2 separate regions of the Homo sapiens genome follow, and region 2 is linked to region 1. A link is an interaction called in ENCODE POLR2A ChIA-PET data of the cell type or tissue named here. Cell type or tissue: PC-3. All regions are shown on one strand. Each heading gives the region's core, and the rest is flanking DNA. Links, peaks and the distances in the headings are about the cores only. Region 1 has its middle 21 kb from the start of MED13L. Region 2 has its middle 39 kb from the start of MIR4472-2.

Region 1 (5,378 bases), core at 320-5,319:
TTTCTTCAGTTTTCCATTGAATCAAGGACAGTGGCAGGGCACATTGGATATCTATGAAACAAGAATGGCACAGCCCTTCTGGCTATCGCAGTGGACTCTGTATCTGGAGCTCATCAGATGAGGTCCAAAGTCTGTAAGAAACCAACAGGAGGAGCTGAAGCAGGCTAGATCCCAGTCTGTTAGGGAAGCTGGAGAAAGGGTCAGTGTGGCGGCTGCATGCACCAAGTAAACACAGAGGTTCTGCTAACTTGAAGGATTGGTTTGATACTGTGATGCTTGAGTTTTGTTTTCCTTCCCACAGTATTACTTAATGGATGTAATTTAATGGGTGCCAAAAGTCTCCAAATCTCTCTTCCCTACTAGAAGGAAATGCCTTAAATTCTCACCATTCCATTCACATTTTTTTAATTCAAAAAGCTTTTTGCTTTATTAGATTATAAAAATAACATTAACAAGTAAATAAATAAGATAAAATGAGAGAGCAAAAGGAAAAGAAACGCAAGCTCTCCATTAAATATTCAAACAATATGGAAGAATATTAATGAGCAAGTGAAAATGACCTACAATTCCATCATTCCATGATATGCACTACTAACATGTTGAAAAATATCTAATGAAGCAATAAAAGCAGCATATTTAAAGATCTACCATGCTCCAGGCACTGGATTACAGGGGACAATGTTTGTCCTTTGGGACTTCATAAGCTTCTGAAGGAAACAAATGAGGTATTATAAGTGTGATGAGTGTTTTGCAACTTGTTTTCTGCACTCAACAACGTGTCATAGGCATCTTCGTGTGTGTGTGTGTGTGTATGTGTATGCATATATCAGGGATGAAAATATCACTAAGTATTTATCAACTTTTCACCTATTCTTTCTTCTAAAGAAGATTCTGCCTTTGCCTCCCTAATCCCTAGACCTTTTGTTGGACCCATCAGGGACTGGAGAAGCTAAGAGTGAGTACATTGACTTGCAATTTGCACAAGGAAGGACCTGAAGCCACCTGGGGTAGAACAGAGTAGATCAAAAAGGGAGTAAGGCCAGGCATAATGGCTCATGCCTGTAATCCCAACTCTTTGGGAGGCTGAGGCAGAAGGATCACTTGAGCCCAGGAGTTTGAGCTTGCAGTGAGCTATGATGGTGTCACTGCACTCCAGCCTGGGCAACAGAGCAAGACCGTCATCATTACAAAAATTAAAAAAAAAAAAATTAGGCATGGTGGCACCTGATTGTGGTCCTAGCCTCTCAGGAGGCTGAGGTGTGAGCCCAGGAGTTCCAGGTTGCAGCGAGGTATGATGGCACCACTGTACTCCAGGCTGGGCCATACAACAAGACCCTGTCTCTTACAATTAAAAAAAAAAGTGGGGAGGAGTGGATGAATGAAGAAGGAAAGAGTGCCTGAAGAAAAGAATATAATAGCCCACACTGAAATTGGGAGGAAATGAGGAGAAGCATTTAAGGAAGTAGCTGTTACAATGAGGGAGACTTGAGGATCGTACGGATTGCTCAAAGAGGCTTCAGTTCAGATATCAATTATTTTCCAATGCTGGTGATTCTTTGGTATGTGATTCTTTGGTTGAGACTGGCCACAGTTTGGCTCATTGTAGTCTGATAGCACATAAAACTACCTCATTCTTTTTGATGGCTGTATAGTGTTCCATTGTGTGAGTGTAAACAAACTTTATTTACTCCTTTCCCTTTAGGCTGAGATGTAGGTCATTAGATCTATTTTTGCTATTAAATATAGACACTGTGATGGACATCTTTCCAAATAGGCTTACTTCTAAAAAGTGAAAGATAGGTAGGTGAATGAAGACAGGGAAATAGGAAAGAAAGGAGAAGAAAGAAAGAAAAAAGAAACAGCAAGAGAAAAAGAAAGAAAGGAAAGAAAGAAAGAAAAAGAAAGAAAGAAAGAAAGAAAGAAAGAGGAAGGAAGGAGGGAAGGAAGGAAGAAAAAACTGTGGTTTATCTATACAACACAATACTACTCATTCACAAAAAAGAATGAAATATTGATACACAAAACATGGATGAATCTAAAATTAATTACACGAATGAAAGAAACTTCTGTATGTTTCCATTTCTATAAAATTCTAGAAAGAAAACAGACCAGTAGTTGCCTGGGTACTGGGATGTGGGACAGGAGAGAGGGATGACAAAGGGGCATGAGGCCATTTTTGGGAATGATCCTATATTAATGATCTTGATTGTGGGATAGTTTCACAGGGGTACACATAAGTTAAAATTATTAAACTGTACACTTTAAACATGTGCAGACTATTGCATGTCTGTTATACCTTAATAAAACTAATAAAGTAGATGATGATAGGCAGACAGATGGGAGTGGCCTTTTAAGGTGAACAAGAGAAGAAAGGGGACCCAGCCGAGTGATTTAGGAACAGTTGGCTTGGGGCCTGGGGAGAAAGGCAGAGAGTATACTGTGGATTTCTGTGGGACACCACAGTGCAGAGGGGTGTTTTTAGAGGGCAGCCCTGATAAGATAGCTTCTAGGATTGAGGAGATGGGCAAGGCTAAGACCCAAGTCCCACCTCATACTAATTTCCCAGCTGCAGCATAGATCTGTTTTTGACCCCTCTGCAATACAGAACTTGAAGTGGTTAAAAGGCTGGGGCAGCCCTAGGTTCGTGTACTAGCTCTGATCCTTTTTGTTTGTTTTTTGAGACAGGATGTCACTCTGTCACCCAGGAGGGAGTGTAGTGGCATGATCATGGCTTACTGCAGCCTCAACCTCCTGGACTCAAGCGATCCTCCCACCCCAGCCTCCTGAGTAGCTGGGACCACAGGCATGTGCCATCATGCCCAGCTAATTTTTTATTTTTATTTTTCATAGAGATGGGGTCTCACTATGTTACCCAGGCTGGTCTCAAACTCCTGGGTTCAAGTGATCCTCCCACTTCAGCCTCCCAAACTGTTGGGATTATAGGTGTGAGCCACCGTGCCTGGCCTGACTCTGCTCCTTTTTAACTTTGTGGACTTGGCAGGTGAAGCCCCCTTTCTGAGCCTCAGTTTTCTCATCTGTAAAATGGGGATAGTAAGTAGTACCTACAATAAAGTGTTTGCGAGACATTGTGAAATAAAGGCACAGAGTGCTTAGCAAACTGTGTGACACATAGTGGGCACTGAATAATAGTTTATTTTATTTTTTTATACAGTATTTAAGAGATTAAGAGCTGGGACTCTGGAGTCAGGCCAACCCAAATTCAAATCCCAGATAATCGACTTTGAGCAGGTGACTTAAATTCTCTGAGTTTCATCTCCTCATCTATAACCTGGAGACGATACACATGCATTGGTTAAAAGCCTGGAAGGAAACAGAGGGCACACTCAAACTGAGTAATTTGAGGAGAGTTTAACATAGAGATTATTTGCACAGGTGTGGGCAGAATTTAGGACTATCAACAGGGTAGAGTGTGATACCTGGGTTGGCAAAGGGAGGTGCTGTTACTACCCCTGGGCTTGCAAGGACTAGAAGGGTCAATTGCCAAACCTGAAAAGGCGGAGCTGTATGGAGAAGGTCACCCAACAGGAAATGTGGCATTTGGAAGAGGCACAGCCAGTCCATGGCAACATAGAAAGGAGAAGTGTGGGGGACAAGTGTCCCAAACTCATTGTCTTCCTTCCTCCGATCTCCTGCCAGTGCCTCTTCTCTCCTTAGACAAACCCAACTAGGGGCCAGAGGGCCAGGGAGCCAACGGGAACAGCTCAGCCCCAAAGGTTCAGAGTAGGAGGACAAAAGGATGAGTGAACCTAGAGGGGCGAAAAGATTAAATTCAATAGGTAAAGGTCCAATCTCATGGGATTAATAGCAACTCCTGAGTAATCAATGAGATCAGGTTAATAAAGCATCTAGCACATAGTAAGGCTCCCCTAAGTGGCAGCAGCCCATGGTTACCCTGGAACCAACCCTAGCTAGATTCTCAGGGTTGCTGCCTGGCCAGCCTTGACCCAACCCACAGTGCTGGGAATGGAACAGAGCTGATCTTCTCCTACTTTCTGTGTTTACTTAGAGAAAACTTGGCTGCTTAGAGCCAGAAGAGGTTGACTGTGGTTTTCTGCAACAGCTGGGGGTGAGGGGAGGCAGAGAGAGGGGAGCTGGAACATATTAGGACTCCTGAAAGCCAAGAGACCCCAGAGCCCGGGAATCTGAGAAGAGTCCACACGCAGAACAGCATTTGCTTGCTGTCACTTTGCCAAGAGATTGTGGATTTCAGGGCTGAGTGGCAAGTCCTGGGACCTCATCCCCAGGAGGCAGGGCCACGGGGCTGCACCCAGGGCCGGCTATGTGGAATGTGCTGCTCTTGGAAGCGACTGAGGCTCTCGCTTTTTAAAATTGGCCTGTAAATCTCCGTATAGTTTTCAGGGTTTAGGAATTTTATTTTATCTGGATTAAAGTCATGTTCTGCTTTGGCATCGGAAGGCGTTTATGACTGTTAAAACAAGAAATGAAAAATATAGGCTTGGAATCAGAGAGGCTGCCTCCTGCCAGACTTTTAGGGGTTTGTCTTGGGGGCCAGGCTGAAGGTTTTCTGCCCCTTCTCTGACTGCTCTGGTGTTTCTTGATAAAGTTGGGGCTGCCTGAATCTGAGCAGCAAACGCAATAGCCTGGGAGGGTCTGTTAGGAAGGAAACCTTTTTCTTTGCTTAGGTGAGCTCTACCAGTCTCTGTTTTCCCCCTCTAGGGAAATGTACACTCTCTGGAGCATTGTTTAAAGGGTTTTCTCACATTGCCGGCACCTGGCTGCACTTGGTCTAGGAGGCAGATGGCTTAGGACTTTTGATTCATCAGGGCTTGGGATGACTTTACATTCCCCCAAATTGCCATTTTGGGCAGGATTTACATAACTGAGATTCCAGCTTTCTTTGGCCTAGTTTTGCCATTTTCTCTATTCCGTTTTGCTTTTAAAGCACACATGCATTGTGTGTGCACACACATGCATACACACACACACACACACACACACACACGCATTTCTTTCCTAATGGTACAAGTTATACATGCTTCATGGAGAACACTTGGAAAGCAAAGGAAAGCACCAAGCGGGGGTCGGGGTGGGGAAGGAGCTGGAAAGCAAAAAAATCACAAGAGAAAATCACTAGACATTTTGACAAAGATTGTTCTAACATGTTTCCTCCTATCCAGCTATCATCTACCTATCCTCTATTTTTATTTTATTATTATTATTATTATTTTGAGACAGAGTCTCGCTCTGTTGGCCAGGCTGGAGTGCAATGGCTAGATCCTGGCTCACTGCAACCTCTGCCTCCCAGTTTCAAGCAATTCTCCTGCCTCAGCCTCCCGAGGAGCTGGGACTACAGGCATGTCCCAACACACCTAGCTAATTTTTGTATTTTTGACAGA
Region 2 (5,378 bases), core at 244-5,243, 91 kb after region 1:
AGATGCAATGTGTACGCTTCCCCATTAGCACAATTATCACATCACTAATGAGGGCTGCCACCATTTATTGAGCTGTTACTATATGCCAGGCTCTGTGCTAAAAGTTTTCCCCAGATCATCTCATTTAGAACTGGCATTAACCCGACGAGCAGATGATTATTTTATGAATGAGCACACTGAAGCAGAGAAATGGGAGTGCTTGACCAAGGTCACCCGTTTGGGGAAGCAGGGCGAGTACAGGTCAGTTCCACTGCACACTGCAGGCCCTGAACCTCCCAATCAACTATACTGTTCTTTAGTTACCTGCAAATTCATCCCCTCTACCGCTAAACCTGGCTCCCTATGTCTCCTAGGGTATTGGATTTTTGAGAACAGGAAGGCACAACTATTATTTTAAAGAAATTATATGAACTGGTGGGGCGTGGTGGCTCACTCCTGTAATCCCAGCACTTTGGGAGGCCAAGCTGGGAGGATCACGTCAGCCTAGGAGTTCAAGACCAGCCTGGGTAACATAGGGAGACCTTGTCTCTACAAAAGAATTAAAAAGATAGCCAGGCGTGGTAGCATGCACCTGTAATTCCAGCTCCTCATGAGGTGGGAGGATCACTTCAGCCTGGGAAGTTGAGGTTGCAGTGAGCCATGATCACACCACTGCACTCCAGCCTGGGTGACAGAGCAAGACCCTGTCTCAAAAAAGAGGAAAAGAAAAGAAAAGAAAAGAAATTGTATGGGCTGGGCGTGGTGACTCACGCCTGTAATCCCAGCACTTTGGGAGGCCGAGGTGGGCGGATCACTGGAGGCCAGGAGTTGGAGATCAGCCTGGCCAACATGATGAAACTCCGTCAATACAAAAAATACAAAAATTAGCTGGGTGTGGTGGTGTGTGTCTGTAATCCCAGCTACTCGGGAGGCTGAGGCAGGAGAATCGCTTGAACCTGGGAGACAGAGGTTGCAGTGAGCAAAATGGTGCCACTGCACTCCAGCCTGGACAACAGAGTGAGACTGTCTCGAAAAAAAATAAAAAATTATATAAACTTACAATTAAATAGATACATTGAATTGAAAGATAAAAGTAATAACACTAAAACTCCTCACTTCTTAATTTACTATGTTCTCCCATTACCTATGCTCTTAAGATTATGATATCTGTTTGGTGAAAATTCTCTACAGTGTCTGCTCCTGTGCCTGTCTTCCCAACTCTGTGTTCAGTGACCTCCCCTTGGGAGTTTGAGATTGACTTTGGTGGGAGTATTTACACCATAGAAATGGGCAAATGCTATATACCAGGGTTTTCCTCCAGAGAACTAGTTATTAAACATTGACCAGCACCACTGATCACAACATTTGTGGTAGGTATTATAAGCCCTTTTAACACAGAAGCGACTGAGGCTTAGGAATGCTAAGTGATTTGGCCGAGATCAATGGCTAGGCAGTGGTGGAGCCAGAATTCGATTCCAGGTCATGTCATCTCTACTGCGTGGATATACCTTCGCGATTGCTGAAGAAGGAAAAATAAAACAGAAGCTCACTCCTTTCCAACCTACTCCCACCCCAGATGCTGCCTTGTGTCTGATTAGTAGAAGCAGAAGGTTGTTGGAGTTGGTTCCAATAGAAGAGTAGTAAGTCCTTGGCCTGGAAAGGAGGGAGTGAGACAAGAAGATGACAAGTTAAAGTTTTAAACAGACTGAAATCTCATTCCACTCACTTGAGCATTCAAGAGCTAGTGCTAAGTTGGCCAATTAAGAGTAATTTCATCTCTAGCGCCTCTTCGAGAGTTATTTAAATAAGACTTTAGAATTAATCTTTCATTTATCCCAAGAATGAAACGCCATTCCTACCCTCCACCCTCCCGCCACACACACACACACACACACACACACACACACACAAATGGAGCCACTCTTTTCAAAAGGATGAAGTGTGGTGTTAAATTAACCTTATTCATCCCACACCTGAGCTGCGGTTCTTCCTGAACTGTGTGGACCTAGCGTTAAGTTGTTGCTTCTTTCAGCTCCACGAGTATTTTTAAGTAGATTCAAAGTCCCTCTTGTGAATGAATCATGAACTCAGCAAACGTCAGAAGAGCCTAAAACTCATCAATTGGTAAATATCATTTGTGCAGTGTTTAAGAGGGCAGATAACTTGCCTCCTCATACAACCCTCATGCAGATGAGAAGTAGGTAATTAAGTCCATCTTAGCCATCTCCTCCCAACTCCTTTATTCTTCCTCGTGAGGATCTGCAGTCTCAGTCTTTGATCTTTCTTTGCTCTGTCCTGAAGTTTCCCCGGCCATGGAAGGAGTCTTGAGCAGAGTGTGAGAATGGCCAGGTGGCGGAAGTGTCTGAGAAGATCCTGCATCGATCCAGAAGCAGTGGGATAAGGAAGGAGCACTGGATGGAAGTCAGGTGTCCTGGGGCCCAGCGCTGGCCCTGCCACACATGGTGTGAGCGCTGAACCCCTGTCCACCTAGCAAAGGTCACATGATGTCCTGGACCCCTGTCCTGTCCTGGACCCATGTCCTGTCCTGGACCCATGTCCTGTCCTGGACCCCCTGTCCACCCAGCAAAGGTCACATGATGTCCTGGACACCTGTCCTGTCCTGGACCCCTGTCCACCCAGCAAAGGTTACATGATGCTGTCTGTAAGCTTCTTTTTATGGTTCTGATATCCAAAGCCACTTAATAGCGTGGAACTTCCACTTCTCCAGTTTAAAAGGTTAAATATGTATATCAGGCTGGCTGGGCTCAGTGGCTCACGTCTATAGTCCCAGCTACTGGGGAGGCTGAGGTGGGAGGATCACTTAAGCCTGGGAGGCGGAGGTTGCAGTAAGCCAAGATGGTGCCACTGCACTCCAGCCTGGGTGACAGCGAGCCCCTGTCTCAAAAACTGTATATGTATATAAGGGCCTACATTTTTGGTTAGGGAGAGAAAGAGAATGAATAAGAAGCTGGTTCTTGTATCTTGAGTCATTACAAACTCCTCTCTCTCCCCCTGCCTGAGGCGTCCTCCTTCTTCATTCTCTATTCAGTTTGCAAGGCTGTTATTCCTGCCAAATGAGTCATTGATGTGGGAAAGTTAATTTATTTTGGCAGACATCACCATTGCTCCGAGAAATAGAGACTATGCACCCACTGTCGCAGAAGACACAAATTATCGTGGTGATTCATTCATTCCTCCCTGCATTCATTCATTCCCAGAATACGTGATTGTTTCTGGAACATACACAAATGGGCAACCCTACCTGTTGTTTTCTGTCTCAGAGAGTAGATGTGAGAATTAAATGAGGTAATATGTAAAAGTGCTTATATAATAATAATAATAACTAATCCTGATTGAGCACGTATTACGTGTCAAGCTGCGTGGTAAGCCTTTTACCTGCTTTATTTATTGTCTTTGATCCTAACACTGCTCTGCAGGGCAGGGATAATGAGTACTTTATTTCAGAGATTCAGAGATTGAAGCTAGGGCAGGTCAAGGTGACCTGGCCACAAGTCATTAAACAGTGCACAAGTGGCAGAGGGAAGCCAGCCCTGAGTCTGGACTTGAAAATATTGCATCATGACCCATATTTATAAGGTATTGATCACAAGGCAGGCATTGGACTTAGAACTTGCTTCTTCTCTCCCATCTTACTCACTTGTCACACAAAACACCTGTGACGTGAGTGCTGTGATTAGCATCTCTATTTTCCAGCTGAGCAAACTGAGATTTGGAGAAGGGAGACAAGTTGCCCAAGGAGTCTCAATTACTGCAGAGCAGAGCTGGGTGCAGGGACAGGAGTCTGGGCTCAGAGGACACTCTGTCTTCACTGTGAGCAGAGAGAGCAGAGAGCTGGCACTTGGGATGTGGGTGTGCCATTTTTGTTAGCCACACTTACCATGAGCACCATGGTCACTCTCTCCAGGGTGCACACATGGTCCCAGGCAATAGATCCTGTGACAGAGACAATGCTGTGGGTTCACCAAATCTTATATTCAGGCTCTGAGACACACAAAGGGGCCCCGGCAATTGCTGAGCGCTGACTAATGGAATGTGGGAGTAAGTGATGAAGGTCACTTCCAGGTTGAGCCTTAAAAAAAACAAAATCCTGTGATCCTATATCTGCTGGCCAGACACAGCAGAGAGTCCCTTGGAAGATCCTGAGATCTTGAAGGACAATGAAACTATCAAATGGAGGATGCCTGGATCCCTGAGTGACTGCATGGAGCAAAGCTCTTTCCAACCTCCCAATTGAGCTGTATTGGACTGTGGTTTGGACCTCAACCTTTACTGGGGTACTCACTGAGATGGGGTTGTTTTTACAGCAGTTAGCTACCTTTACTCATACAGATGTTTTAAGAAGTGTATTGGTGCAATCCTAGCTCACTGCTGACTTGAACTCCCGGGCTCAAGTAATCCTCCCACCTTAGCCTCCTGAGTAGCTGGGACTACAGGTGGCAGCTATAAGAAGTGGTTTTTTTTTTTACATAATCATATTTTGGTCTCGAGTTGCCTTGGGAAAGGGCTTGCCTCCACCAGAACTCAAGCTTCATGAAGGTCTATTCCCTTGCTTTGGGTGCAGGGCCTGGCACACCATAGGTCCTCAGTAAATATTTGTGGAAGTGACTGAATGAACCTCTCATCTCAGAGGTCCTTTGCCCACAAGGACACTTCCTGGATGATGATGGGAAGAAGGTCTTATTCACGTGACTCAGTCCTTCATCCTCTCCCAACTCACTCCAGCTCGCTTTGCATATCTCCAGTATGGATCTGGGGGGACAACCCTAGCAGTAACATCAGGAACCTGCCTGTCAAACAGATGCCACTCTACAAATATCACGCTGACTTCACATCATCCCAATTGGCTGTAAAATCTGGGAAAAGCCAGGCAGAGTGGGCTCCGAGCTGCTCACACCACATTTAGATGTTTACAGAAAACCAATGCACAAGGATTTGCTCGAAAGCTAAATTTCCTCTTAGCCAAAGCCCAGAAATACCTTTTAAACCCTGAGCAAATAAGCCAGAGGAGAAGGCATTTTCCCTTTGACTGAGCCTTCAGAGCCTGGAGATCTTCAACTTTTCAAAGAATCAAGCTTGCTGCAAAAGACAGACTTCATGGGGATGGGACTCCCTCGCTGGCCACAACAGAGAGACTTTGCAGATTTGCCCTTTCGCCCCAGACCAGATGGCAAAAACAGCCACAAGCCCCAGGCCTGACTTCAGACTGCAAATAGAAACAGCCCCGGAATGCACGTCTAGGTCCACTCAGAGAGAGAACGCTGGCTCAAAATAAAATAAAAATGAGCAATTGTTTTAGAAAACTAACCAAACAAACAAAACCCTCTCCTGGTGGAGTGCTGAGCTGAGCGTGATGTACTCTGAATACAAATTTGCTATAA

Evidence for each region. Peaks named below come from ENCODE experiments on the same cell type or tissue, not always from the same donor. Only the 100,000 strongest peaks of a DNase experiment are listed, where the experiment ranks them.
Region 2: POLR2A ChIA-PET joins it to region 1 with 10 read pairs; 5 of 35 experiments call an interaction of 5 or more read pairs at or near these places.

What each region holds. Positions count from the first base shown.
Region 1 is chr12:116,295,751-116,301,128 of GRCh38, forward strand. No RefSeq gene overlaps it. Among named protein-coding and RNA genes, the nearest start is that of MED13L, 21 kb to the left of the region's middle. In PC-3, for the core only: a CTCF peak has its summit at 3,408; no DNase peak of the experiment used is centred there.
Region 2 is chr12:116,387,111-116,392,488 of GRCh38, forward strand. No RefSeq gene overlaps it. Among named protein-coding and RNA genes, the nearest start is that of MIR4472-2, 39 kb to the right of the region's middle. In PC-3, for the core only: no CTCF peak of the experiment used is centred there; DNase peaks (open chromatin) are centred at 3,061, 3,681 and 4,011; H3K4me3 peaks cover 431 bases; H3K27ac peaks cover 3,708 bases.